Regions from separate parts of the Homo sapiens genome. Here region 1 is linked to region 2. Evidence: chromatin loops called from intact Hi-C (ENCODE). Cell type or tissue: GM12878. All regions are shown on one strand.

Region 1 (2,500 bases), 420 kb before region 2:
TAAGGTCCTGAAATGAGAAGGGAACTTGAATCCTAGTGACACCATGCCCATCAGGCATTTCTTGGGGGGGCAACAGCAAAGTTGGCAATTTCTTGAGTGGCACAACCAGAGGAGCTAATGATTTGGCTATTGGGAGCCCCTAAGAAGTGGGTCAGGTAGGGAACCCAGAAGTTGCATTTTAGGGTTCCCCAATGGTTTGTCTCTCTGACTTTGGGTAATCATCCTTTGTAGGCTTGCTTGACATGGCTGCTAAAAGGGCAGGGTCAACTGTACAATACTTACAAAGATTCGAGTTTTCCCAAAAAGCAAAAAAAGCCTGTACATAGGAAACCTTGGAGCACTTGCCCTCCCACTTACAGAAAATATCTAGTTGTTGAATAGTATAGAAATCAAGACTTCCCTCAGAAAGCCAGGTTTGTTCATCCCCAAGATGGGAACAAGGCCATGCCCCTGTGCAATAGAATATAAGCCAGAAGTCTCAGGGTCAAAGGCGTTCCAGTGATTCAAAATGCACTCAAGGGGAGTACTAACTGCAGATGGTTTGTTACTCATCTAGAAGGAGAAAGGGAGACAAGGTGTCCCTTATTCCTCTTCCTCCCATTTGTGTGACCCAGGGTGGAGAGAAAGAGAGAAAGTGTGTCCCCCTTCTCCTCCTTCCCCCTCTCCTCTGGGTCTCAGCAACCATCATAAGTGCCTCCCTATGGATACAAGTGTGACCTTTTATCCATGGTCCCAGAAAAGCTAGTCAGTAGGATTTCAAAACCTGTTCAAAACCTTACCATTCTGTCCTGCTGGATTCCTAGATCCACCTAGCCCAGAAGGCTCCCACGGTACCCCAGAGGCTTGGGAGAGATTATGTAGTAGTTGGACCTGGGCAAGAGTTTTAAATGGAGGGAGTGTCCTAACACCATTTCTGGCTTCCCTTGCTATGGCTCCAGCAAAAAATCAAAATCCCATAGAATGGGACTGAATAAATTCTAAATGTAAAATTCATTTTCTGTTTAAATTCCAATGTAATTGAATGCAAAACAGCTGCCTCAAAGAGTGTAAAAATTGAATGGCTGCCTCTCCTTTGATGGGGACAGTATTGAAGCTAAAATCTGTCTTATCAAAATGTCTTCCTCCTGACTGTTGAAAGTGGAGTTTTTCTGTCTACAAAGAGGACATGGGGTCTGATCACTGATAGAAGACCAAAAATGGAAAAGAATTGGGAGACTGGAAGTCTGGGAGAGAGAACGGACACGGCTCCCTACGGAGAAAAAAATCCCATTCCACTAGGTGGCACTGTAGGGTTAGAAATGTTAGGTAAACACTTCAAATTCTTTTCAGGCAAAAATTAGAGAGTTTTGGGGTTTGATAGGCTGTCCCTATAGCATGCCCCCCAGCATAAGAAAATTAACTTATCTCATAAAGGAACTGTTTAAATTTATTGGAAAATGATGAACTCTTATACGAAGAGAGAAACAATCCAAATGGAGCGGGGGATAGTCACTCGGGGTGAAGTATCCTCCCATACGATGCTATAAATGTCCATCATTGAGGGATAAAAGGGACCTTACTAGGTAAATACTTAAACGAAAATCTTGAATTCCCCCTGTTTCTAGGAAATCAGAAAAACAATAACTCTTCGAATTACATTCCTTATTACTAAGAAACCAACTGACTCTACCCAGCAAGACTATATTTCTAGGTTGCAAAAACACCTGCAACATTGTATACGATGGGATAGGAGACTCGATAGCCGTGAGAGGAAAGAAGGAAAATTCGATAGGAAAAGACTGGAAATCCTTGTGCCGACACCCTGACAGGCTGTCAAGGACTGGAGTTAGTCTACAGACCTTCAGATAATACTGGGGTGTAGCCCCAGCCAGAAATCTTCAGTCGCCCTAGGACCTTCTTCCAATCCCACGTGACGACTTAGGCCCTCCATGGAAGGAAACTAGATTGGAATAGACAAGAAGTCTCAGAAATGAAAGTAAAGAGTTAACATTAAAGGTCCACTCTTATTCATCCTTTTAATGAATTATCTTCTTCCCAGTCAATACACTAAGATGTAAGTCTTTCGTTGTCTGAGATAATGCCTGGAGTTCTTGGTCCTACCTCCAAGACGATTAAGGAGAGTGGACACAAAGGTGAGGTTAGAGTGAAAGTTTAATAAGTGAAAGAAAAAAGCTCTCTGTCAGCAGCGAGGGGGTCTCAAATGGGAGTACCCACTATGAGGCTGGGGTCAAGGGATTTTATGAATTGGGAAGAGAAAAAGATATGCTTAGTCTGCGGGCTGCCTTGGCAAATACATGACTCAGCTTGGCCTGGGACCTTGGTCCAGGAACAATCAGGAGCTGAAGTGATGAATCATAGAAGCCAGACTTATAGTCCTAACAAAGGAAAGTAGAGTGCCCACCGGAACCCACTGGAGCCCACTGTGCCCATGCCCACAAAAGGAGAAGAAACTTTTCCTGGGACTCCACTGACTATGCAAAGGACAAAGGCATTTCCATAC
Region 2 (2,500 bases):
GCAATACACTTCACTTTATAATGGGTTGCTTTGGAAGAAAAAAGGTAAAGAGAATGACAGCAAAAAAAGGAATAAAAGCCACCATTTACTACTATGGAAAACTCTAGAAATCTAACTGACATGTAGTATTGATCACATAAAAATTATAGGTTGTTAACTTTTATCAATAAGGTACTCTCTTCAGCTTTTAGTTGAGAATGTTTCCTGCTCAACAGATTTTTTAAATTTAATCCATGAGCTTTACCTACTAATTGTTTTTGCAGTTTGATTATAATCTGCAGAACCACCTCTGAGATTCCTTCACTGCAATGTCAATCATCAGCCTGTCCCTAGGAGCAATAGTAGACTGAGCTTGATTGGCTTTACAAGCTGTGCCTAATTACTGGTCTCTCGTCTGAACCTTTTTCAGTTGTTATACATTCCTGACCGAGGCCAAAGAGGCCTGAAGACATATATTTTATGTTAACTAAAAAAAAAAAAAAAAAGAAAACACTAAATTTTAATCAGAAGCAGGAATATCAATAACCATACAAAGATGATACTGCAACAATCATCATAGAAGATGTTCAGCTACAGGAATCAAAGGCTTTTTCAAGAGAAAAAGCGCTATACGATTTAAAAAAAATACAAGACAACAAAGTTCACTAAAAATCTGTTTTAGGTTGGGATCTTAACTAGAGAGATGATTTAGTACATATATATATAACCAACATTGTGCACCTTTTTCTTAATGAAACAAGGATCTCTTTTCTCATAAAGGACTTGTGTTCCACAATGTTTTTAAATTCAAATTTGACTGCAACTCAGAAATTCATTCATGTGGAAATATAATTCACAATTAATGTGGTGTAGTTCTATTTGTGAACCTCATTGCTCTCTCATTCTATTGAAGGATTATTTGGCTTTAATATACTCTCTCAAGAAGGTAGCTGTAAAATTAAATTAAGTCAAGCCATCTGGGACCTGTGATATAAACTGAAGAGAATAATATTCTAAGAATCTTATAATGTTCATATAAGTTGTTGCATAGTAAGCGACATCCTCTGGATGTGCACAGAAGTCATATGGAATATAGAAAAACAGCTATACAGTTATTTATTAAAGCTGCTACAATTTATGAGAGAGGAGCACTCAAGAATTTTACACTATTTAAATCATTGAATTTTCTACTCGTCTACATAGTGACTTCAGATATGGTGATCAAGTTTAGAAGATATCAAAGCAAAATAACTTATTTCAACTTAATTTATTTTGAGAAATTAACAAAAGTTAAAAAAGACAGTGCATGTAAGTGACCATGTTTTTATTAACCAAATATATTCTTCTTGTAGGTGCGCTAATAACCTTATTTGGCTGAAAACAATGTTGCAGAATAATTGAATGTTTTATTCTATCCAAGTACATAATAAAATAATAAAGGACTATTACTTACTCTTTTATGAAAAATACCTAATCTTTGTGTTATAAAACTTGCAGGTATATTATATCATATTTAGTTGTCTTTCTAATAAGTAGTATATGTATAAGTTTCAGATCATGAATTTGAACATGTGTATCTTTTGCACTAGAATTCTATTTGCCTGGCCAAATTCAGTGAAACATAAAATTCACTTGAGATTGGACTGATATAGTCCTTATAGTTCTGTTTAAGGAAAACATTAAATTGGGATCACCAAGTTAATCAACCACTGACAATGAAGATAAAAGTACCATATTTATTCAATCCCAATTCAACAAAAATGTGAAACAGTATAACGAAGCTCATTTAACTCAAAACCCTCTGCATGAAATTAAAGACAAATGTACTTACATCTATTTTGAACAGGAGACACAAATTAAATACTGCATATGATCCGTCTTTATTATCTTTGTGTTTATTTAACAAAAATTCTACCAGAATAATAGCAGATCCACCCATGTTCCCCTAATAATCTTATCTATTTTGTCATATTTCTAATATCTACTTCACCTTGTGGTCTTACATTGAACAAATAAAAAATAGTCATGTCTTCTTTCAAATATAAAAAGCATCCCACTGGAAATGATTTGAGTTCTCCTTATAACAGGCCAACGGTCTCAAGAAATGGAGAGAAGGAGGAAAAAAATTACAAGTAGAAGAAAAAATATACGCAAAAGTACAATAGCAGAAAATTATGACATAACATGCACTCATTCATCTCTGAGCCTTTGACTGGGGCACTTTTTCTATCTGCGCCACCCTAGTTTTTATTAAACTGGAAAAGTTTTACTCATCCTTAGGTCTTAATTTGGAGGTCACTCATTGGGAAGTATTGTTCCTATCATTGGTCTTGTGGAGGTTTTGATCCCACTGTTCATGAAGACATTATCGTGCTAATGCTCTTTGCCCTAAGAAGTATAATCTATATATATTCATAATGAATATTACTGGTACTATCAATCCATATTAAATAAAATTTGTAATGGGTAAAATTGTTATTTTTGCATGTTAAGTTTATTATTATACTAAATTTATTACAAA

The links. Hi-C counts contacts between places; a loop is a spot of excess contacts. Peaks named below come from ENCODE experiments on the same cell type or tissue, not always from the same donor. Only the 100,000 strongest peaks of a DNase experiment are listed, where the experiment ranks them.
Region 1: a loop joins it to region 2, with 2.6 times the contacts of the local background. A loop is called at or near these places in 8 of 110 quality-filtered maps.

Annotation. Positions count from the first base shown.
Region 1 is chrX:93,873,481-93,875,980 of GRCh38, forward strand. No RefSeq gene overlaps it. Among named protein-coding and RNA genes, the nearest start is that of FAM133A, 200 kb to the left of the region's middle. In GM12878, a CTCF peak has its summit at 1,275 (motif pointing right); no DNase peak of the experiment used is centred here.
Region 2 is chrX:94,293,532-94,296,031 of GRCh38, forward strand. No RefSeq gene overlaps it. Among named protein-coding and RNA genes, the nearest start is that of FAM133A, 620 kb to the left of the region's middle. In GM12878, no CTCF peak of the experiment used is centred here; no DNase peak of the experiment used is centred here.